Regions from separate parts of the Homo sapiens genome. Here region 2 is linked to region 1. The links are chromatin loops, found by intact Hi-C in ENCODE. Cell type or tissue: PC-3. All regions are shown on one strand. Each heading gives the region's core, and the rest is flanking DNA. Links, peaks and the distances in the headings are about the cores only. Region 1 overlaps TNFRSF19 (TNF receptor superfamily member 19). Region 2 holds the start of LINC00327 (long intergenic non-protein coding RNA 327).

Region 1 (12,903 bases), core at 3,155-11,154:
GCTTTCAATCAATCATTTCATAACCCCCTGTGCAAATATGCATTCTACTAATTTACCGATTTTCATCTGAAATGATGGAAACATCACCTCTTAAATATTAATGACATTCTGGATATTGGTGGGGTGCAGTTCTCAGGGAAGAATTAGGTAGCTCTCTCAAGGTCACTCATATCCAGTGCAACATTCTTTACACTTTACTCTTCATTAATTTTATTTTTGTCTTATGTCTGTGATTTTTGACACCTCTGTCATCTGTAAGTAATTAACATGTAAGTAATTTTTACCCATGGAATAATATTTTAGAATTTTAGAACAGCACTCAAGAAACTCAGATGAGACCCAGGAAACTGCATGTTTTAGACATTGGATTAAGTATAACTATATTAATTAGAAGGAGGTGTCAAAACTCAGTTTTCAAATAAATGGAGTAATTTGACTTATTGTATTGAGATGAGTTTATAACAATAGGAAACACTAGAATTCTGATGCAGTAAATTGCTATTTCATTTAGAAGACCTAAAATTACGGCTGACATGCTTCTTTGTAGTAGTGTTTTTCTCCCCATCAAAAACTTTAAGTTCTTTTGAACGTGTGTGCAGAAACGCAGGCCCAGCCGGGGAGATGGTGCCGACTTTCTTCGGATCCCTCACGCAGTCCATCTGTGGCGAGTTTTCAGATGCCTGGCCTCTGATGCAGAATCCCATGGGTGGTGACAACATCTCTTTTTGTGACTCTTATCCTGAACTCACTGGAGAAGACATTCATTCTCTCAATCCAGAACTTGAAAGCTCAACGTCTTTGGATTCAAATAGCAGTCAAGATTTGGTTGGTGGGGCTGTTCCAGTCCAGTCTCATTCTGAAAACTTTACAGCAGCTACTGATTTATCTAGATATAACAACACACTGGTAGAATCAGCATCAACTCAGGATGCACTAACTATGAGAAGCCAGCTAGATCAGGAGAGTGGTGCTGTCATCCACCCAGCCACTCAGACGTCCCTCCAGGTAAGGCAGCGACTGGGTTCCCTGTGAACACAGCACTGACTTACAGTAGATCAGAACTCTGTTCCCAGCATAAGATTTGGGGGAACCTGATGAGTTTTTTTTTTGCATCTTTAATAATTTCTTGTATGTTGTAGAGTATGTTTTAAAATAAATTTCAAGTATTTTTTTAAAAAACTAACACAGCTAATATATAAGAGCAAAGTGGACAGCTGCATTCTTTTATTCCTCTTTGTAAGTACAACCACTTAGCACAGCACCTGCTGCCTCCTTCCCTGGTTGAGAGAGGTGAGTCGGGTATGGGAGCATCTTGCAGACAATTCCTGACCTTCATTTCTTCCTGTTATATATACTTATTATTATATATATATTACTTATGCCCAATACTTAAATCTACTTCATTCACTGCCAAGTTTATGTGAATTTTGGTCTCCTAAAGCTGCTCTTTTCCCTCCTCTCTCCTTGGCTGTTGTTTTCTGGATCACTCTGCTTTACCGGATTGATTGATTTGGCTGGAAATTGATTGTTGGTTGTGACCTGAGACCAGGTCATAAGACCCTCTCAGGTGGAATGGTTTAAGATCAGGTTTGGGTGGAGCGAGGGTGGCACCTGCAGAGAGATGGGGGCTTTCTGCGTGCTGCAAAGCTGGAGGCAGCAAAGGATTCAGGGATAACTGGGCACGTCTCTGCTTTCTTCAGGTGAGGATGTGGCCTTTGCTGAATTTGACCTAATGTTTGTAAACATTTCCTTAAATGGGAGTGCATGTATTGTTAGTGTTAAGTTCTAGGAGAAAAGTGTCAAGCCTTGAGTGTAAAAGGGCAGAGTCACAGCAACAGTCCAGCTCCCAGGCCCACAAGACTCTGCCCCACAAAGAGGTTGCTGCTCTCACTGCCTGTCCCTCCCTGCCCCAGATCAGGGTTGTGGGTGCTGAGGAGGCAGCTGAGCCTGCTCCAGAGGGGCCTCACTTCCATGTCATTCTGTATCCTGGCCTGATTATATCAGAGACTTAGTGCAGAGTCAAAGTGTGAACGCTGATATGTTCCTTTTAAGATCAGTTCATAAGTTACATACTGATCTAAGTCTGCAGTACTTGTTTTTGTTTTTGGTTTTTGGGTTTTGAAACGGGGTCTCTCTCTGTCGCCCAGGCCAGAGCTCAGTGGAGCAATCACAGCTCACTGCAGCCTCGTCCTCCTGGGCTCAAGCCATCTTCCCACCTTGTTTGCTTTTTTAAAGTACAAAAAAAAATTATCTGGAGAACTTTTAGGGGATTCTATAGACAAAACATTTTTTAGCTTTGGAGGGAAAAAATTGGTTTCATTCTCAAAACGGGGGAATGGAGAAGTAAGAGAAGGGAGACGAGTGAATGAAGGAAAAACAAATTAGGCAGTTAACACATACAAAGTATCTACCTCTGAGCTCTGCCTGGAGTTAGGAAAGGCTGTTCACTGATCTTGTTCTTTTGAGCCATCCATAATTTGTAAAATTGTTATGATAATAAATAAGAAAAGACTTAAGAATTAACCTAGCTGAGTGTAAGTCTCAAGAATGGACTGTGCCCCACACAACGTAGGAACTGAGAGGCCCCAGCAGCCGAGAGCAGGTAACAAGTCCTTCAAAGCAGAGAGCGTCCACTGACGGATCAGAGGATGCTAGAAACAGGCGGAACCCCCCTGCTCAGCAACAGAGGGCTCAGCTGCCTCCCAGCAGCACTAAATGAGGGGCCCTCGCCATGTCTAGTGCATCATCCGTGCCTCTCTTGTTAGGAGATCATCTGAAGAACTAGGGTTACGGTGCTGCCAGCTGACTAATGACTGTTTTTCAGTTTTGTCAGGAAACAGAATTACCACTCACCTTAATTTTGTAGCTTGTACCCAAGTTTGTGATGTCAATTGCCAAGACTAAGGAATGAAACGTCTTCATACGAGGTCATCCCGGAGCCAACTCATTGCCTGCTTTTTTTCTGTGTATGTTGGTGGTGTGGCGGGGACAGGATTGATAAGCACTGTCATCACAGCTGTATGAACATGATATTTTAGAAACATGTTTTAGTTGATGAGATTGGCATATCATGACTTACTAACTCTTTTTCAAAGACATGCAAGGTAGTTCTCATGATTTATATACACTTTCAACTCAAATCATTATGAAAAGAAAGTTACAATTATATCTAAACTGAACCTGATGAGAAAATATTACACTCAAGTTGCACAGTATAATAATTTATTAATGAAAGGTTTTTACTAACTTTTCAAGATGTGTAGCCCTATAATTGTTAGATTAATTTAGGTAAATCTAAGTATGACATTGAATTTAAAAAAGGAAGCGTTAAAATATAAACCATTTTGATTTTTCCCCTATAATAGTGAATAATATTTTGAGCCCATTTTACGAGATAATCATTTCCAGATGCTGGAAAAAAAAAAAACTTTAGTTGCACTTACTAATCTGTGAAATGTAGCAAATGAACCTTAAGCTACTTCAGGCCTTTGGGGGCCTGGTCCTCCTCTTTATTTCAAGGTCCAACCAAGTGTTTAACTCAAGTAGTTTTGCTTCTGTTTTTCTTTCCCAATCTAAATTCCAACCCACATTTCCCCCAACAGGCTAATTTTCCAACTAGAGGACACATTCACATCTCATAAAGAATTTGATTTTAGGCTGAGGCAGGAAGATGACTTGAGCCCAGGAGTTTGAGGCTTGAGGCTGCAGTGAGCTAGGATCACGCCGCTGCACTCCAGCCTGGGCAACAAAGCAAGACCCTGTCTCTTAAAAAATAAAATAAAATAATTTGATTTCAGCAGCTCACTATTATGAACCAAAGCACAGGGCTTCTTGTTAATTTTATCCATTCCACAGGTTTGTGTTCAATTAGCTTGGCTCCATGATGTGGGCTCGTTCATAGCTCAGGAAAACAACATGTGTCCATCTGGGAGGTGGAAAAGGAGCAGCTGTGGCCAAACAGCACTTCTGTCTTTACGTGGTGTAAGGCCATGATTTCAGCGCATGATGCATTTGTTTACACAACCTGCATTTCCACACACTAGTTTTCTTGTGGGTGATTTAAGATGACCCATAATCTGATGATAGTTATGGTTCCAGATAAAGCAAATAGGTGTGAGAGCCTTCTTTAGTTTGTATGACTCAATTTTAATCAAGTTTTTCCTATACACATCTCTCCAGAAGGGAACAAAACTGAGATATTTGGAACATTTTTTGCTGAGATATTTGAGAGAACAAAGCCAGCCTGTTTACCTACAGGAAAAGCATATCTTGAAGTTGTTTTTAATGCAACATTTAAAATGTCAACAGGAACAGACAGAAAGAAGGTTAGAAAACATATGAGAGGACCCTGGGTTCTAGTGTTTCAATCTATTGAAATGTCTACTTTTTCCTTATTGGCAAAATGAGGATAATTTGCCTCCCACAGAAGGGTTCATGTAGTTATTATAATCATGTCAGTTAATCAACATATTTGATAAAACTATCTCCTGTTATTGGAAGTGTTTCATAAGATTTTACTTCTAAATAATCTCCTTAGACCTAGGAATAATTTTTTTGCATACACTTAACCTGGTATGTCACCAATGCCAAATTAGTGGTAAGTTAGTGAAGGGTTAATACATGAAATTAATGTTCAGTGGTTTCACTTGTCCCCTTCCCGGCATTGACGTCAGTGCCCTTTGTGATGAGGACACGTCTAATGGCTACACTTTGCTGAGGATATTCTCCCGATAAGGACTGTGAGTATGCTAGGGAGATTGTTATAAGAGAAATCTTATTCCCAACTATTTCTGAACATTCTCTAATAGTTTAATGGAAGTACATTCAAAGACTAAGTTGGCAGATAAAGAATGGTACTATTCATTCATCTTTGTTCTTTGAAAGAAAGGAAATACAGAATCCTAAAATATTTACCTACAAATGCTTTAAAGGAACACAGTATAGAAGAAAGAAGCTTTAAATGTTTGAATAAGGTTGAAAGCCCACAAAAGAATTGTTGTTAATACATTATGATTGCTATGGGTTACGGTATCATCTTTTAAGTACTCTGCAGTTATTGGGTGACTACGAATTGTTATGAAAATATTTATTTTATCCTGAGATTACATGGGTAGCTGGATATTTGGATACTATTGAATGAGTTTCTTGTCCATATGCTATTATTATATCCATGTATACTACTAGTAAAAGTTATGCATAATAATTCTTTACCATTGAAATTTAGCAGATTTAACTTGTAAGACATTATTTCTAAAGCTTCCTTTCTGTTGCTGTTTTAGGAAGCTTAAAGAACCTGCTTCTTTCTGCAGTAGAAGCGTGTGCTGGAACCCAAAGAGTACTCCTTTGTTAGGCTTATGGACTGAGCAGTCTGGACCTTGCATGGCTTCTGGGGCAAAAATAAATCTGAACCAAACTGACGGCATTTGAAGCCTTTCAGCCAGTTGCTTCTGAGCCAGACCAGCTGTAAGCTGAAACCTCAATGAATAACAAGAAAAGACTCCAGGCCGACTCATGATACTCTGCATCTTTCCTACATGAGAAGCTTCTCTGCCACAAAAGTGACTTCAAAGACGGATGGGTTGAGCTGGCAGCCTATGAGATTGTGGACATATAACAAGAAACAGAAATGCCCTCATGCTTATTTTCATGGTGATTGTGGTTTTACAAGACTGAAGACCCAGAGTATACTTTTTCTTTCCAGAAATAATTTCATACCGCCTATGAAATATCAGATAAATTACCTTAGCTTTTATGTAGAATGGGTTCAAAAGTGAGTGTTTCTATTTGAGAAGGACACTTTTTCATCATCTAAACTGATTCGCATAGGTGGTTAGAATGGCCCTCATATTGCCTGCCTAAATCTTGGGTTTATTAGATGAAGTTTACTGAATCAGAGGAATCAGACAGAGGAGGATAGCTCTTTCCAGAATCCACACTTCTGACCTCAGCCTCGGTCTCATGAACACCCGCTGATCTCAGGAGAACACCTGGGCTAGGGAATGTGGTCGAGAAAGGGCAGCCCATTGCCCAGAATTAACACATATTGTAGAGACTTGTATGCAAAGGTTGGCATATTTATATGAAAATTAGTTGCTATAGAAACATTTGTTGCATCTGTCCCTCTGCCTGAGCTTAGAAGGTTATAGAAAAAGGGTATTTATAAACATAAATGACCTTTTACTTGCATTGTATCTTATACTAAAGGCTTTAGAAATTACAACATATCAGGTTCCCCTACTACTGAAGTAGCCTTCCGTGAGAACACACCACATGTTAGGACTAGAAGAAAATGCACAATTTGTAGGGGTTTGGATGAAGCAGCTGTAACTGCCCTAGTGTAGTTTGACCAGGACATTGTCGTGCTCCTTCCAATTGTGTAAGATTAGTTAGCACATCATCTCCTACTTTAGCCATCCGGTGTTGGATTTAAGAGGACGGTGCTTCTTTCTATTAAAGTGCTCCATCCCCTACCATCTACACATTAGCATTGTCTCTAGAGCTAAGACAGAAATTAACCCCGTTCAGTCACAAAGCAGGGAATGGTTCATTTACTCTTAATCTTTATGCCCTGGAGAAGACCTACTTGAACAGGGCATATTTTTTAGACTTCTGAACATCAGTATGTTCGAGGGTACTATGATATTTTGGTTTGGAATTGCCCTGCCCAAGTCACTGTCTTTTAACTTTTAAACTGAATATTAAAATGTATCTGTCTTTCCTAGTATGTTTTTATCTTCTCATGTATTATCCATGGTTTTCTCTGTTTGTGACAGATTAGTAAAATTTAATGAGCCCTCTTTCTTGTGGCCGTTTCTCCATAGTTTTAGGTTTTGATATGTGTTTACTAGCTTGCCTGTGTCTGGTACATCTCATGACCTCAATTCCCTCACCTGAAATAGGAAATGAGAATGTTTCATTGTAGCCCCAAGCGGTCATGTCAACCTAGTGCCTAGTCATAATTAATTGACTTTTCCTGTATTACTTCTTTTTTTAAGTATAAACCAATGATCCTTTGGTAGTCAAGAACTCTTAGGAACATTGCCTTTTGGACATGTAAAATATTTAGGATTTGACCACACAATGGCTATGAAAATGCAAGTAGTTTCCTCGCGTGACCTCACCATGATTCACATACGTGCCACTGTTTGAAATCTGGTCTGTTTGCATTTCTGTTATGACAGAGAGATGATGTTTGCATTTCTGTTATGACAGAGAGATGATGAAAGTAGGCAGGGCTGTGTTCCTTTGTGTAGCCTGTATATATTTTCCATATGTAGAGCCCTGATTAACTTCAAGGACAAACACTGGCTGGAGAAAGCCAGACTGATGGGAATGAGACTTTGGCCAAAAATCCCAAAACATCATTTTCAATCAGTAGAGAAGTGCTTAGGGTTGAAAATTGATTTCATTTGCTACTGAATTTGGTAAATCCTGGGTAACTTTTATCAAGATGAAGACATTTTACCCTACCTACTCTAGAAATATACAACAATGTTATATTTTACACTCCTTGGAAACATTTGAGGAAAAAAATGCAATTTGCACTTCACTTTGTTGGAATATCCCATAGCACTCAATAAACTCAGCTGCTAGAGTGCCGATGTCAGGAGGGCTGTGTCGGGTAATGCGTGTGGCTGAATGGGCATAACCACTGTGGCTTCTTGTGCTGCAGAAGCTCGTTGACAAGACTGAGGAGGATTTCAAGAGCAACCAAGTAAAGTCATGAATTTTCTAATTTTGTGTATATGGAATATATTTTTAAATAGAGATTTTTCTACTTTAGATAATGTGTTAATATTGCTATTACCTAGGTTAAGCACTATTGTCTGTGCTAGTAAGAAAAAGAAAGGAAAACCATCATTGCTTTATAGTAGCTTATATCAATTTAGATTTCATCATTACTATTTTGCATACTGGAATTTATAAATGTGTAAATTATCATTTTCTTAGTTTTGTAATACCTTTTTTATTTGTGAATAAAATTATCACCTGGTATTCTTATTTATGTGTTCAGTGAGAGAATGACTGATTTTGTGGATGCAGACATGTTTTTTTCTTTTCAGAAGTCTGTGTGAGGGTTTTGCAGAGTTCTGCTCTCTCGGCACAGGCAGCGGCTCCTGCCTGTGGTCCCAGATACTAGGAGGCTGAGGCAGAAGGATCATGAGCCTAGGAGTTTGAGGCGTGCCTAGGAGTTTGAGGCCAGCCTGGACAACATAATGAGGCTGTGTCACTAAAAAATGTGCTCCAGAGAGGGATGGAACCCTCTCTGCCTCCTCAGGCTTTTGGAGGGCTATTTGTAATCCTCACTGGTGACCTGTGAGGGATAGCCTGGGAACAGAACCAGGCGCATTGGGCTAGTGGAAGGTGCTCTGCGGCCCCTGAGAAGCTTTGGCATCAAGGTCTTATCATGATCTCTTCATTTTTTCCCTTTTATGGCACAAAGAGGGAAGGAACTAAAGAGAAAGTTTTGTATCCTTGATGGAGCTCAGCCAGGTGTCCTCCTGCAGAGGAGGACTAAAGAGAGGAAGGTGGAGGCTTCCACAGATCAGCAATCCTTTTCTTCCCTCTACTCAGTAAAGCTTTTAAGGCTATTATTAGATTTTGAGAGAGGACTTTAAACTTTCTGGAAAAAAAAAACTTTAAAAAATGTTACAGTTACATCCTGCTTTCTCAGCAGGTGAGTTTCTGCTGTTGACACTGGATTCTCTGAGGGAAGGACATTGACTTCTTCCCCCTCTGACACCCCCACTCACACCCCAACCCCCCCAGAGCATGTGGACTTTCCTGGTGTCCATGGAGACTGGTTTAGCTTATAGGTACCATAAATCCATCAACTCTCTGACAAAAATAACTCAAAGCTAATAAGGTTCTCCCAGGAGGTCTGGACTATTTTATAGTAATGTGTCTGGAATTGGTGGGTTCTTGGTCTCACTGACTTCAAGAATGAAGCCACGGATCCTCGCGGTGAGTGTTACAGTTCTTAAGGATGGCGTGTCCAGAGTTTGTTCCTTCTGATGTTCGGACGTGTTCGGAGTTTCTTCCTTCTAGTGGGTTCATGGTCTCTCTGGCTTCAGGAGTGAAGCTGCTGACCTTCACGGTGTTACAGCTCTTAAGGCGGCACTCTGGAGTTGTTCGTTCCTCCTGTCTGGAGTTGTTCATTCCTCCCGGTGGGTTCGTGGTCTCACTGGCCTCAGGAGTGAAGCTGCAGACCTTCCCAGTGAGTGTTACACTCATAAAGGCAGTGCGAGCCCAAAGAGAGAGTAGCAGCAAGATTTATTGCAAAGAGCTAAAGAACAAAACTTCCACAGCATGGAAGGGGACCCGAGCAGGTTGCCACTGCTGGCTTGGGCAGCCTGCTTTTATTCCCTTATCTGGCCCCACCCACACCCTGCTGATTGGTCCATTTTACAGAGAGCTGATTGGTCCGTTTTGACTGGGTGCTGATTGTTGTCTTATTTGCAGTCCCCTAGCTAGACATAAAGATTCTCCAAGTCCCCACCAGATTAGCTAGACACAGGGTGCTGATTGGTGCATTTACAAACCTTGAATAGACACAGGGTGCTGATTGGTGTGTTTACAAACCATGAGCTAGACACAGAGTGCTGATTGGTGTATTTACAATCCCTTAGCTAGACATAAAGATTCTCCAAGTCCCCACCAGACTCAGGAGCCCAGCTGGCTTCACCTAATGGATCTCGCACGGGGGCTGCAGGCGCCAGTCCCACGCCATGCACCCGCACTCCTCAGCCCTTGGGCGGTGGATGGGACTGGGCGCCATGGAGCAGGGGGCGGGGCTCCTAGGGGAGGCTCCCGCAGCACAGGAGTCCACTTGTGGGGAGGCTTAGGTATGGTGGGCTGCAGGTCCTGAGCCCTGCCCCACGGGGAGGCAGCTGAGGCCCTGCGAGAATTCGAGCACAGCGCCGGCTGGGGTACCTGGCACACCCTCTGCAGCTGCTGGCCCTGGTGCAAAGCCCCTCACTGCTCAGGCCGGCGGGCCGGCTCCGAGTGTGTGGCCCACAAAGCCCACGCCCACCCAGAACGCGTACTGGCCCACAAGTGCTGGGCACAACCCCTGTTCCCGCCCACACCTCTCCCTCCACACCTCCCTGCAAGCAGAGGGAGCCGGCTCCGACCTCTGCCAGCCCAGAGAGGGGCTCCCATAGTACAGCAGCAGGCTGAAGGGCTCCTCAAGGGTGGCCAGACTTGGCGCAGAGGTTGAGGAGGCGCTGAGAGCGAGCAAGGGCTGCCAGCACACTGTCACCCCTCAGTAATAACAATGACATATTTTCATTATTACCACTATTATTAAGGTCTCTGCAACTGGGTACTTATTCTGAATGTGTCCCATTTTAAACTAAGAAGGTATTGTCTGATTTCTTTTTTTAAAATTTAATTTAATTAATTAATTTTTTTGAGACAGTCTTGCTCTGTCACCCAGACTGGAGTGCACCTCCCAGGTTCACACAATTCTCCTGCCTCAGCTTCCTGCATAGCTGGGATTACAGGCACATGCCACCACACCCGGCTAATTTTTGTGGGGTTTTTTTTTTTTTTTTTTTGTATAAACGGGGTTTCACCATGTTGGCCAGGCTAGTCTCAAACTCCTGACCTCAAATGATCCGCCCACTTCGGATTGCTGGAATCCCAAATTGCTGGAATTACATTTTTTAAAAACAAATTTGGCACCGACTAAGGTCTGTAAATAGAGCTTAAGTTTATCATTCAGTCTTGAAAGTGAACAGTGGTCTGAGAGGTTTCAAAATTGTCTATAATGTCAAACAAGTTTCAGTAAGTCCTGGTATGCAATTATAGGGATATAATTATGCTGAGTCAAGGCAGCAGTTCACACTAGCATTAGTTATGTCACACTTCAACCAACGGAGGGTTGAAAGGTTTCTACTCCAGAGAGTCAGCTGGCCAAGGGTAGGTCATGTCATGAATGGCCAGTGGCGTTTGAATTAGTGTGATCTATGGCTGCTTGAAATTCACCTCTCCAGAAGACTTGAATTTTTAAAAGTTATCAGCAAAACCACTTTCTCTAGAACCATGGGTGGTCTTCTGAAGCAGGTTTCATTTTTTGTTCTATAAAGAGAGAGGATTCTTTTTTCCATAATTTCTAATGGCATTAGCTATTCCTACTTAAGACTGAAATAGCTGTGTTCTGGTAGCTTTGTTTGGGGTGGAATTTAACTAGCAGAACTATGTAGAGGGATTTTCCTTACCTGGGTTGATTATTTACAGTAAATAGAAGATCTGCAGACCATTCTGCCAGCAATCTTTTAATAGCAGGTTAGGGAGGCAGGCTGCGCCACCGCAAGGCATGCTACCCCTCCACAGATCAGAGATGAATCATTTCCCTTGAAGTTCTAAACACAGGTCCAATTCCTCTCAGAAGACTCACTCTAGTAAGATGCATTTCCTGTGGCAGTCCTTAATGTATGCACTCAACATACATTTATATAGCATAGAGCATGTGCTTGGTTCTAACTACAGTGCCAGGGCCAGAGAAGATATGAAGAAATATAAGGAAAGCAAGCCTTTTAAGTGTTTATAAAGTAGACCTGGGCCAGCATGGTGGCTCACGCCTCTAATCCCAGCACCTTGCAAGGCTGATGCAAGAGGATTATGTGAGGACAAGAGTTTGGGATCAGCCTGGACAACAATCTGGGACTCCATCTCTACAAAAAAAGAAAAGAAAAAATTAGCCAGTGTGGTGGTGCATGCCTGTAGTCCTAGCTACTCAGGAGGACCAGGCAGGAGGATCCTTGAGCCCAGGAGTTTGAGGCTGCAGTGAGCTGTGTTAGAGCCATTGTACTCCAGCCTGGGCAGCAGAGCAAGAACCTGTCCCTAATAAAATAGCTCTTAATTGTAAAAATACAAGTGCAAATCCTTCTGGGGACAGTGAGGAGGGGGCACAGAAGCTGGGAGGGAAAGTCCTCTGCACTGGGCCATGAAGACTCATGTGGTATTCACCAGGCAAGTGGAGGGGTGGAAAATGCTAGAACTGCAGGTGGAAAGGCTCAGCCTGTGCTGGGAGTGGGAGAAGTGCAGGGAGGCTGGAGCACGAGGACACGGGTGAGGTGGCTCAGGGCAGATTTCTAGGCCAACAGGCATCCAATGGGCCCTGCCCTGGGGCTCGAGCTTCCCCCATGGGGGACCGACTTACCTCTATGTGAAGGGGTGACAGACATAAAAACCAAAATAGTCTTCCAGAAGCTTCGGAGTTCCAGAGGGAGGTGAGTGGACCTCTCTCCAGCAGCAGAAAATCCCCAATCACTGGGAGGGACCAGCCCCCTGCCAGAAGTGAAGATGGATAGTCTCTCTCCTGTTTGGAAATACTGAGCCTGAGCTCGTTCCGCAACATCTAGGTCATGTTGGTCTGGTCCTGATTTCCAGCAGGGCAGTGCTGAGCTTCAGGTGCAAGTTTAGGACTCAGCAGAACCACCTGCTGACATCAAACCAACGCTCCACTGGAGTCCTGAGAATACAAGGCTGAAAAGGCTAGTGCACTGCGCTCAAGCGGCCATGGCCTTCCTGTGCCTGTGGATTGCATCAAGCACCTTCGTGGCCTTTTTATCCTGGGCCTGGGATGCACTCTCATGGTCCTGCCCAGCCTGGAGCTCCAGGCAACCCTACCACCAGATCGGGGCCAGCCTTCAGGGCAATGAGTGTTGGCACATCCATTTGTAAATCTTAGCTTTGTGCATCCATTTCTAAATCTTAGCCAGTCGCCTTCACCTGAAAGCTAGCTAGCTCTAGCCTGATGGTGTCTGTCTGCACCCTACCCTTGTCGTGGAGATGCTGCTGCTTTTGTTCCCTGCCCTCACATGGCTGAGCAGCCTCCCCACGGGAAACTCATGGGGCCAGAAGGCTGGCCCCTGGCTTGGGGAGGACAGCAAAGCC
Region 2 (12,903 bases), core at 2,978-10,977, 200 kb before region 1:
ATATTGAAGCACAACTCAGTGAAGTTAATCCTGTCAGGCTAGGTTCACACAAGAAAACTTCTGACAAAATCCTAGAATTCCGGCAAATGCAGGCATGGAATGAGAGATTCCTATTCCATCTGCCTCGTTGTGCCTGGGGCCAGGCCTGAGTGTTGAAGACAGCTTGTTCCAATGTAAGATCAAATGAGATTGTTCATAACAGGAGTCTGCAGGAATATGGCACCTCTGATTTGAAATGATGGATGATTTTCATCAGCCGTGTATCTGCTTCCTTGGCAGCACCCCAAGTGCAGACCCCAGGCTGTTTCAGTGTGTCATCTGGCAGGCCCAAACAGAGGATGTCTCAATTGTGCATGTGTAACACAGCTTTAATTCATAATTTCATTTCTGGATGGAATTTTGAGCAGATGGGCATTGCTGTCCTTTTTAATGGTAAAAAATCAATGAAAGACACCGTGGTTTTGAAATTAATGAGCACTTGAAAAATACCAGCTTTGTTTGGCTTTGCGTTTTCTTTTTTCCTCTCCTCCTAAGTTGTTTGCAGCAAAATATTCAATTGAAAACTCAACATGTCCACTGCCTCCCAAAAAAAAAAAAAAATTCTGTGGAAAGTCTCCACTAACAGGAAGAGAGAAGTTCTTCACAGTTTGGTTTTATTTTTCAATGATAGTCATTGCCTCATTTTTAAAGCATTTATAATAAATTAAGCAAGTAACACTTGTGTACCAGTTTCTAATCAGTTTCTAATGTGCCTGGAACTTGCTGGGCTACAAAGAAAAGGATCAACTATTTTTTTTCCTGCACCCAAAGATATTGCAATCTTATCGGAGAAGGGAAACTGAGGCATGTGTTACAGTTAGAGGACTAGGAAGCACTAATCTGTGTCAGACTCCAAAGTGCAAATTCAAAGGAAAGACCATTGTTGGAGGGAGTGATCCGGAAGAATTCCTAGCCCTTACCTGTCTCAGTCATGCTTCTTGCCAAAGAAAAAGAGAAATCTCCAAGTATCTTAATGCTTTCAGCGCTTCTCCAATCTGACAAATATTTATTCAGATTCGAACTGACTGCCCAAGCTTCACTGCAGCTCCTCGTTTCCTGTTAGATCTTTTTAAAAATCTTTGCTTAAAACATTGAAGGCTGAACGATGAGCAAGAAAATCTTGCCTGTGAATAAGACACTGGGAACTGCACAGAATCAACATCAGCTCACAAGCTCATCATCTCACGCACGGATTCCTGAGCACATTCTCGCATTCTTGCTCTTAATCCTCCCTTGGCGACCTTCTACTCAGACATCATCTTTTATGCAGAGAAGCAGGCACGTTTCTCATCATTAATTCTGTTCTCAGCCAGGTGTGTAGCCACAGAGCATACAGACCACAGGATGATGTGAGTACCCCAGGATGTAAATTTGTGCGGAGTAATTACAGCTCAGGCTTCTTACACAGCTTTGGCCACATCAGGACATGAAGCTGTCTTGCAAATTGCGGGTGTGTCTAAGCTCTTAAGCACATGTGAACTTTAACGCACGTGCATTCCCTACTCACATACACAATACAAGCATGCCACACACTCACAATCCAATTGGCTAACTATGGTTATTAGCAGGAAAGAACAATTAATGGTCCTTGTGGTTACAGTTTTGTTTGAATTTTCGCCTCATCAAAAATGTAACAACCAACTAAAGCAGGCTTTCCTCCTTTTTTCCTAGTGAAAGCATATTGACTTTCCTGACTTCTTATGACCACATTTGAGGAAAGGAGTAAGCACTGGAATCACCAACACAGCATGCTTACGGAGGGTGGTCACCAGCTTCATCAGCCTCCCAATTCCACGGAGCCCCTTGAAAATCCAGGAGCGCAGACTGGCAACAGTAGAGATTTAATAGGTAAGACCTTGGGTTCAATGGACAGATCTCCTACAGTTCCTGATATCAGCCCCTATCAGAAATTATATTTTACTTTGTGTATTTCACATATTTCAAATAGAAGGGGTCAAGACTAATAGTGACCAGTCTTCATCCATTTGATAAACCTTTACTAAACACAACTGCAGCTTTGTTCTAGGCAGCATGAATGGAATGATTTACAAACTGTTGCTGCTCTTTGGGCAGTCACTGTTTTATAGGGGAACTCGAGAAGCAGTCAGGAAGGAAGGTCTCGGAGGAGATGGCCCTGAAACTGAATCAGACTTTAAAAGATAAGTTGGTCAACAGGGTTGGAGGGAGGGAGGGAAAAGAAGGTTTTGAAAGATAGATCTTTCAGAAAAAGCAAATAACTTGGGCACAGACATGGGCACAAAAAGGAAAAGAAAAGCCAGGGCATTCAGAGAATTGCAGAACATTTTGCATGACTGAGTATAGGAAGCAAGAGAGGTCTTTTGAGAAATACGACTGGAGAGGTGATGAGGGGCCAGATCTTGTGTTACACAAAGAACCTCTTATGCCACACAAAGGAATTTGGATTTTTTTTTTCCTTTTAGGCATAAGGAAGCCATTGAAGGGTTTTAAACAGGAACAATGTAATCAGATTTACTCTTTGGAAATAAGATCTCCTGGTTAGTTAATGAACTCGTATTTCTTTTTTTCTATGTTAACCATTGTTTTATTGTTTGGTCTTTAGACTCTATTATTGATTGAAATGCCAAAGTGATGGGAGTCAAGCGGCTTTGCCACTTAACCTTCCAAAGTTTGTTTCATTTGCTTTTAAAATAGTTATTATATTACGTGCTTTGCCTTATTAGTTTTGTGTACAATTAAAGCGAGATAAAGGCAGAGAAACTGGCTTGTAGTGCTATTGCTATGGACACCATTAGTTGATGTCAGAACAATTACAGATGAATCAATATTTACTATTGGACCAATTACAGACAAAACCAGAAAAGATTAGATCTAGCACAAACTTTATAAACTATTGAGCCTTTCATTTTATTTTGCATTTAAAAATCCTTACATCCGAGATTCTGAATTCTTTTATCAGGGGTGTGGCCTGTGCATTGAGAGTTTTTAAAGCTCTCCAGGTGATTTTAATATGCAATTAGATTTGAGAACCATGATTTTAGACTTAAGGGGCTTTAGAAGTAAATGTCTTTAAATTCTGTGATAATACATCATTCATAGGCTATTCAGGCTGTACTAAAACATAGAGAAAAAACAAAGACAATTATTGAGTTCATTTTATGAAGCAAGAACAATCTTAATAACAAAAGATAAAAACCTTTAAAAAGACGCGAAGCTATGATCTTTTTATGAATATAGGTGTAAAATCACAAAATATTATAAAAATATTTTAACCACATATTAAAAGAGTAGGCTAAATAGAATTTACTTTAGGAATTGAAGAATGGTTTAATATTGGGAAATTTATTATTGTAATGCCTGGGCAACAGAGCGAGACTCCGTCTCCAAAAAAAAAAAGAAAAAAGAAAATGCGAAGTTTAGTCTCAAGCTAAGACTAAATATTTGCAAATCATGTGTCTGAAAAAGGACTTGCATCAGAATAGAGAACTCTTATCACTCCATTAAAAAAAGACAATTCAAAATGTTGAGCAAAAGATATGAACAGATAATTCACCAAAGAATATATTATGATAGCAGATAAGCATATGAAAAGTTGCTCAACATTATCAGTGCTTAAAGAAATGCGAACTAAAACCATACTGAGATACTATGACACACATACTAGAATGTCTCTAATCAGAAAAACTGAAAATATTGAATTCTGGTAAAGATTTAGAGGAACTGGAATCCTTATACATTGCTGGTGAGAATGTAGAAAAGATACAGTCGCTTTGGAAAACAGTTTGTCAGTGACTCAGTAAGTTAAATACATCCACTTCTAAATATCTACACAGAGAAATGAAAATGTATGCTTAGACAAAAAACATTCAGCATTATTATTTTCCATAACCAAAACCTGGCTATTCTAGTTCAGGATGACATACTGAACATATGTGTTTACCTCGTGTCCCTCCTGAGACCCCAATGAAATGACAACGTAGAAATACAAAGAGGAATAAACTCATGCAACAAAAAAAGCATGGAAGGGTATCAGTAGACAAGAAATTTCAACACATTTCCAGAGGACAAAAAGCTGATGTACAAGCTTGGCGCAGTGGCTCACGCCTATAATCCCAGCACTTTGGGAGGCCAAGGTGGGTTGATCGCCTGAGGTTAGGAGTTCGAGACCAGCCTGACCAATGTGGTAAAACCCCATCTCTACTAAAAATACAAAAATTAGCCGGGCGTGATGGGGTGTGCCTGTAGTCCCAGCTACTCGGGGGGCCGAGGCAGGAGAATTGCTTGAACCCAGGAGGCGGAGGTTGCAGTGAGTCGAGATCGCGCCACTGTACTCCGGCCTGGATGACAGAGCAATACTCTGTCTCAAAAATAAAATAAAATAAAATAAAATAAAATAAAATAAAATAAGAAAGCTAATGTACAGGCAAGCGAAGGATGCTGAAGCCCAGAATATAATCGTTGTTGGAGGCTCTGTAAGAAGGAGCCAGCCTCCTCTATTGGAGACCTGAAAGAGAAGGAGCGAAGCAAAGGGAATGATGGAATATGTACACCACTATGTCACAGCCCTGCCAGTCACCCCTCCCTTTCCCACCCTTCCAGAGCATCTGGAAGGTCAACATTGTCACTGTTACAAAAGATAAAGAATGAAGGAATTTCACACATTTACCTAGGAAGATGTAAATCTTCTGTTGTAGATAATTTATTACAGAGTACTCCGTCCACATCCAGGTGCCCCACACAAGTGCTTCGCAAAGCATCTGTGGTGAAGGACCAGCTTTTGTGTTAAAATTTCAAATCCATTGCAGAAGGTTACTTTTTAAAATATAGTAGAAATAAATTACTAGAAAAATAAAATTTAAAAAGCAAAGGCACACAAAATACAAGCCCAAATGTTTTATTACCAGACTCAAGAGACAAAAGATTATATTTCTTTTTTTTTTTTTTGAGATGGAGTCTCGTTCTGTCACCCAGGCTGGAGCGCAGTGGCACCATCTCAGCTCACTGCAGGCTCTGCCTCCCAGATTCATGCCATTCTCCTGCCTCAGCCTCCTGAATAGCTGGGACTACAGGCGCCCTCCACCAAGCCCGGCTAATTTTTTGTATTTTTAGTAGAGACAGGGTTTCACCGTGTTAGCCAGGATGGTCTCAATCTCCTGACCTCGTGATCTGCCCGCCTCAGCCTCCCAAAGTGCTGGGATTACAGGCATGAGCCACCGTGCCCGGCCCCTAGACAAAATATTATATTTCAATCAATGTTATCAGAACAAATTTAAAATAGAAAAAAAGACAAGAATTACAAAAATGGTACATACTTATTGAAAGTGTGTGTATAGGCAATTAAAGTAGCCAATCATTTTTACATTAAAATATTTGTGTCATTCTACCATTGAAACTAAACAAAAGGTTATGAAAGGAATTGTAATTTCCCATATAGAAAACCTATAAGTTTTGAATAAACAGCATGTATAAAAATATCAAAAGCTTTTATTGTAAAAAATGAGCCTGATTCTTGTTTTTTAATTAATTTATGTTGGATTGTTGACAATGCTATTCACAGAAGATAATGCATGTCTAAACTGTTTCTACGTATTTTTTCCCTTGTTTTTTAAGATACAATTTACGTATCATAAAATTATCATTTTAAAGTGTACAAACAATTGGCAGGGCACAGTGGCTCTCGCCTGTAATCCTAGCACTTTGGGAGGCCGAGGCGGGTGGATCACTTGAAGTCAGAAGTTTGAGACCAGGCTGACCAACATGGTGAAACTCCGTCTCTACTAAAAATACAGAATTAGCTGGGCAGGTGGTGCATGCCTGTAATCTCAGCTATTTGGGAGGCTGAGGCAGGAGAATCGCTTGAACCCGGGAGGTGGAGGTTGCAGTGACCTGAGATTGTGCCACTGCATTTCAGCCTGAGCAACACGAGAGAACCTCCATCTCAAAAAAAAAAAAAATTAAAGTGCACAATTCAGTGGTTCTCAGTGTATCATATTCACAATTTGTGCAACCAAAAGCACTATCTAATTCCAGGATGTTTTCATCACCCCAAATGGAGATCTCATACTCTTGGGCAGCCATTGCCCAGTCTCCCGGCCATCAGCCCTGAACACTTCCTAATCTATTCTGTTTCTTTATAGTTTTGCCCATTCTGAACATTTCATATAAACGGAATAAAAGGCTACAACATGTAGCCTTTTTTGTCTGACGTCTTTTACTCAGCATAGTGTTTTCAAGGTTCATCCACATTGTTGTATGTGTCAGTAATTCATTCCTTTTTGTGGCTGAATAGTATTTCTTTGTGTGGATAGACCACAATTTATTTATTCATTCATCTGTTAGTGGACAATTGAGTTGTTTCCACTTTTTGGCTATTATGAATAATGCTACTGTGAACATTAAAATGTAAGCTTTTGTGTGAACATACATTTTCATTTTCTTGGCTATATCCCTAGGAATTGAATTGCTGGGTTATATATGAGAACTGTATGTTTAACTTTTTTAGGAACCAGCTGTTTTCCACAGTGGTTGTACCATTTTATATACCCACCAGCAATTTATTAGAGTTCCAATTTTTCCACATCCTTGCCAATATTATTTCCCTTTTAAAAATTATTATTATAGTCATTCTAGTGTGTCTGAAATGATATCTCATTGTAGTTTTGATTTGCATTTCTCTGATGATCAATGATGTTGAGCACCTTTTCAAATACCTGGTTGCCATTTGTATGCCTTCTTTGGAGAAATGTCTGTTCGAATCATTTGCTCACTTTTTTAATGGAGTTTTTTACTGTTGAGTTGTCAGAGAGCTTCATTCATATATTCTAGATACTAGATGCTTATGAGATACATGGTTTGCAGGTATTTTATTTCATTCTGTGGGTTTTCTTTTCTTTAGGACAGTCTCTTGATAGTGTCCTTTAATGCACTGTGATGCTGTGATGCTGATGAAATCCAATTTGTCTATTTTTGTCTTTGTTTACTTAGGCATTTGGGATCATATCTAGGAAACTAATGCCTAAATGATGAAGATTTACACACATTTTCATATAAGAGTCTTATACTTTGGGCTCTTTTTAAATTTAGTGGTTTTTTAAAATGTGTGTTTTGTTGTTTCTTTCAAGATACAGGGTCTTGCTCTGTTGCCCAGGCTGGAGTATAGCAGTGCAATTACAGCTCACGGCAACCTCAAACTCCTCGGCTCAAATGATTTTCCCACCTCAGCCTCCAGAGTAGCAGGCACTACACTATCCATTTTTAAAATATTTTAACATGGTGTGAGCTAGGGGTCCAAATTTATTCTTTTACCTTTGGATATTCAGTTGCTCCACCCATTTGTAGAAAAGATTATTTTCTCTCATTGAATGATCTTCACACCCCTGTCAAAAGTCAATTAGCTGGCCAGGTGCGGTGGCTCATGCCTGTAATCCTAGCACTTTGGGAAGCTGAGGCGGGCAGATCCTGAGGTCCAGAGTTTGAGACTAGCCTGGCCAACATGGTGAAACTGTGTATCTACTAAAAATACAAAAAAAAATTAGCTGGGCCTGATGGTGGGCACCTGTAATCCCAGCTACTTGGCAGTCTGAAGCGGAAGACTTGCTTGAACCTAGGAGGTGGAGATTGCAGTAAGCCGAGATCACACGATTACACTCCAGCCTCAGTGACAAGAGTGAAACTCCGTCTGAAAACAAAAAACAAACAAAAGAGTCAATTGGCTATACATGCATGGGTTTATTTCTGAACTCACAATTCTATTTCATTGTTCTACATGTTTATCCTTATTTCAGTACTACTCTGTCTTCATTACTGTAGTTTTGTAGCAAGTTTAAAAATAGGGAAGTGTAAATTCACCAACTTTATTCTTTATTCAGTTTATTTTGCCTACTCTATATCTCTGGCATTTCTGTATGAATTTTAGTATCTGCCTGTCAATTTCTGCAAAAAAAAAAAGGAATCAACAGAGATTTTGATAGTGATTTGCATTGCAACTGTAAATCAGTTTGGTGAGTATTCCCATCTTAACAATATTAAGTATTTTGATCCATGAACATGGATGTCTTTACATTTATTTAGGTCTTCTGTAATTTAACAATATTTTGTAGTTTTCAATTAACAAGTCTTATACTTCTTTTGTTAAAATTATACCTAAGTATTTTATTCCTTTTGATTTTATTATAAATAGAATTATTTTCTCAGTTTCATTTTTGGGCAGTTCATTGCTAATGCGTAATACAATTGATTTGTAAATTTTGGTATTATATCCTACATATTTGCTGAACTCACTCATTAGCTGTAATATGGATTCTTTAGGTTTTCTATAGGTAAGTTATGTCATCTGCACATACAGATAGTTTACATTTTCCTTTCCACTGTGGATGCCTTTTTTTTTCTTGTCTACTTGCCCTGGGTATAACTTCCAGTACAGTGTTTTGTTTCAGTCTTTCACCATTAAGTATGATGTCAACTGTGGATTTTTCATAGATGCCCTTTATCAGGATGAGAACATTCCTTTCAATCCCCAGTTTGTTGAGTATTTTTCATCATGAAAGGGTGTAATTTTGTCAAATGCTTTTCCTGAGTCAATTGAGGTGATCATATGGGGTTCTTTTTCTTCATTATATTAATGTGGTATATAACATTGATTGATTTTGTTTGTTGAAGCACCATGGCATTCCTGAGATAAATCCTATCTGGTCATAATGAATAATGCTTTTATATACTGCTTGGTTTGGTTTGCTGTTATTTTGTTAAAAGATTTTCACATCTATACTCATAAAAGATATTAGTCTACAGTTTTCTTTTGTTATATTTACCTAGTTTGGATATCAAGATAATACTGGCCTCATAGAATAAGTTAAAAAGTATTTCCTCCTGTCCTACTTTTATTTCTTCTTTAAACATTTGGTAGACTTCACTAGTGAACCCATCTGGGCCTCAGATTTTCTTTGGGAAGTTTTCCAATTACTTATTTAATCCTTTTAGTTATTCTAGATCTACTCTGATCTTCTGTTTCTTATTGAGTAAGCCTTTGTAGTTTGTGTATTTCTAGGAATTTGTCCGTTTCTTCTAGGGTATCTAATGTTTTTAGCATACAATTACTCACAGTATTGCCTTATAATCCCTTTTATTTCTGTAGGGTTCATAGGAATGTCCCCTCATTCATTTCCGAATTTAGTAATTTGAGTCTTCTCTCTTTTTTCTTGGTGAATCTAGATAAACTTTGTCAATTTTGTTCCTCTTTTCAAACAACCAACTTTTTATTCTGTTAAACTTCTCTGTTGTATTTCTCTTTTGTCTTTCGCTAATTTCTGCTCTTATCTTTATTATTTCCTTTCTTCTGCTTGCTTTGGCTTAGTTTACTTTGCCCCATGTCTTAAGGTTGAATGTTAGGTTATTGATTTAAGATCTTTCTTTCTTTCTTTTTTTTTTTTCTTTTTTTTTTGAGATGGAGTTTCACTCTTATTGCCCACGCTGGAATGCAGTGGCAGGATCTCGGCTCACCGCAACCTTTGCCTCCCTGGTTCAAGCAATTCTCCTGCCTCAGCCTCCCGAGTAGCTGGGATTACAGGCATGTGCCACCACACCTGGCTAATTTTGTATTTTTAGTAGAGACAGGGTTTCTCCACGTTAGTCAGGCTGGTCTCGAACTCCCGACCTCAGGAGATCCACCCGCCTTGGCCTCCCAAAGTGCTGGGATTACAGGTGTGAGCCACTGTGCCCAGCCTTTTTTTTTTTTTTTAGTTTTTTAAAATTATTATTATTTTGAGACAGAGTCTTGCTCTTTCGCCCAGGCTGGAGTGCAGTGGCGCCATCTCGGCTCACTGCAAGCTCCACCTCCCGGGTTCACGCCATTCTCTTGCCTCAGCCTCCCAAGAGCTGGAACTACAGGTGCCCACCACTACGCCAAGCTAATTTTTTGTATTTTTGGTAGAGACGGGGTTTCACCGTGTTAGCCAGGATGGTCTCAATCTCCTGACCTCGTGATCCACCCGCTTCGGCCTCCCAAAGTGCTAGGATTACAGGCACGAGCCACTGCGCCTGGCCAACCCTCTTTTTTTTAAATGTACACATTTACAACTGTGCATTTCCCTTCTAGGCACTGCTTTAACTGCATGCACATTTTGGTACATTGTGTTTTTATTTTCATTCATCCCAAATTATGCTTTAATTTCTTTTGATGTATTGTTTTACTTACTGTTTATTTAAAGTGTGTTGACATATTTGTGAATTTCCCAAATTTCTTTCAGTTACTGATGTTTAGTTTCATTCCATTTTGGTCAGAGAACATATACTTTATGTTTTCAACCCTTTTAGTTTTATTGAGACTTGTTTTATGCTGTAAAATATCATCTATACTGGAGACTGCTCCAAAGTACTTAAAAAGAGTTTGTATTGTTCTGTTGTAGGGTAGTGATATAGATATCCATGGGGTTTAGTTTACTTACAGTGTTTTTCAAGTTTTCTGTTTCCTTGCTGATATACTGTCTAGTTGTTCTATCAACTATGGAAAGTAAGGTAATGATATATCCAACTATTATTGTTACCTAAGAGAAAAGCTCTAAAATACATGAAATAGTTCTCTCTTCAAGTTTGTCAGTTTCTGTTCATGCATTTTGGAGCTGTTCTTTTAGGTACATGTATGCATATAATTATTATATATTCTTATTGAATAACATTTTTTCATTATAAAATGCCCTTCTTTGTCTTTAGTAATAATTTTTGTTTTAAAATCTATCTCACCACATATCAGTTATAGTAACTCCATCTCTGTTTTTATTATTGTTTACATAGTGTATCTTTTCCTGTTCTTGATCATTCAATCTATTTATGTCCTTGAATCTGAAGTGTGTCTTTTGTAGACAGTGTATAGTTGGGCCATTAAAAACATCTTTCTAGCTTGTAGACAGCTGCTTTATTAAAAAAAAAAAAAGAAAGAAGGAAAAAAATTTTAAATAAAAATATCTTTTTTCCAATCTCTGCTTTTTTATTAGAATATGTAGCTTATTTATATTTAATGTAATTAATGATAAATTAGGATTAACATCTGCCATTTTACTGTTTGTTTTCTACCTTTTTATTCTTTTGTTTCTACATTTCTCCATTACTGGCTTCCTTTGTGTTAAATAGATATTTTCTTATACAGTATTTTAATTCTCTCATTTCTTTTACTATATTTTTGAGTTTTCTTTCTTAGTGGTTACCTTGGCAATTACCACTAATACCTTACTTAATAACAATGTTATCTAAATCAAATGATATTATTTAACTCCAATAGTCTACAAAACTTTGTTCCTATATAGCTTTTTTTTACCCTTCCTGTATGCCATTATCATCACAAATTACATCTTTATACATTATATGCTTGTCAACAAGGATTTATAATTATTGCTTTATGCAGCTGTCTCTTAAAACAGATAGGAGAAGGAAATGAATTACAAGCAAAAAATACACTTATACTATTTATTTTTAATATTCATCTGTATGTAGTTTATCTTTATTATTTCGTTTATTTCTTCATGTAGACCTGAGTTACTGCTTACTCTCCTTTAAGTCCAGCCTAATGGGCTCCTTTTAGTATTTCGTGTAGGATAGGTATCCTAGTGACAAGTCCTCTCAGCTTTTGTTTGTTTAGAAATGGCTTAATTTCTCTTTCATTTTTGAAAGATGGTTTTGTGGATATAGAATTCTTGGTTGGCAGCTATTTTCTTTCAGTGCTTTGAATATGCCATACCACTGCCTTCTGGCCTCCATGCTTTCTAATGAGAAACTGTTAATCTTATTGAGGATCCATTATACAGGTCAAGTCCCTTCTCTCTCTCTGCTTTTAAGATTCTTTGTCTGTGGCTTTCAACAGTTTGAATATAATGTGACTCAGTGTGGATCTCTCTCAGTTTGTCATACTTGGAGTTTATTGATCTTTTTAAATGTATATATTAGTGTTTTTCATCAAGTTTAGGGAGCTTTGGCCATTATTTCATCAAGTAATCTTTCTGAAACTTTCTCTCACCTCTCCTTTTGGGATTCCATTATGCATATGTTGATATATTTAATAGTGTCCCACAAGTCTCTAATCATTTTTCTGCCTGTTTTTTCTTTCTGTTCCTCAGACTGGATAATCTCAACTGACCTATCTTCAAGTTTGTTGATTATTTTTATCCTGCCTGATCAAATGTGCTATTGGGTGCCTCTGGTTTATTTTTCAGTTCACTTATTCTAGCTTTCAACTCCAGAATTACTATTTTTTAAATAATTTTGACCCATTTTTATTCTCTATTTGGTTAAACATAGTTATCTTTTGACATGGTTTGGCTCTGTGCCCCAACCCAAATCACATCTCGAATTGTAATCCCCAAGTTTCAAGGAAGGGACCTTGTGGGAGGTGATTGGATCATGGGGCGGTTCCCCCCATGCTGTTCTCATGATAGTGAGAAAGTCCTCATGAGATCTGATGGTTTTATAAGTGTGTGATGGTTCCTCCATTGCTCTGTCTCTCCCTCACTCTCCTGCTGCCCTGTGAAGAAGGTGCCTGCTTCCCCTTCTGCCATGATTCTAAGTTTCCTGAGGCCTCCCCAGCCATGTGGAATTGTGAGTCAATAAAACCTCCTTTGTTTGTAAATTACCCAGTCTCAAGTTGTATCTTTATAGCACTGTGAAAATGGACAAATACATCATTCTTTGCTTCAGTTCTTCAGACATAGTTTCCTTTAACTCTTTGAACATATGTTTAAATAGCTAATTTTACTCTCTGTCTAGTAAGCACAACATTTGGGCCTCTTAGGGCCAACTTCTATCAATTGCTTTCCGTGTGTGTGTATGGGACATAATTTTATGTTTCTTTGCATGTCTCACAATTTTATGTTGAAATTTTGACATTTAAAAAAATATAAT

The links. Peaks named below come from ENCODE experiments on the same cell type or tissue, not always from the same donor. Only the 100,000 strongest peaks of a DNase experiment are listed, where the experiment ranks them.
Region 2: a loop joins it to region 1, with 3 times the contacts of the local background. A loop is called at or near these places in 2 of 110 quality-filtered maps.

Annotation. Positions count from the first base shown.
Region 1 is chr13:23,668,093-23,680,995 of GRCh38, forward strand. It overlaps TNFRSF19 (TNF receptor superfamily member 19), which reads left to right. Exons shown (of 10, transcript NM_148957.4): 9 at 600-1,005; 10 at 5,280-8,001. The coding sequence ends at 5,288. Among named protein-coding and RNA genes, the nearest start is that of TNFRSF19, 100 kb to the left of the region's middle. In PC-3, for the core only: no CTCF peak of the experiment used is centred there; DNase peaks (open chromatin) are centred at 5,519 and 7,139; H3K4me3 peaks cover 334 bases; H3K27ac peaks cover 5,691 bases.
Region 2 is chr13:23,468,804-23,481,706 of GRCh38, forward strand. It overlaps LINC00327 (long intergenic non-protein coding RNA 327), which reads left to right and starts at 709. Exons shown (of 3, transcript NR_038995.1): 1 at 709-1,388; 2 at 1,711-1,887. In PC-3, for the core only: no CTCF peak of the experiment used is centred there; no DNase peak of the experiment used is centred there; H3K27ac peaks cover 1,131 bases.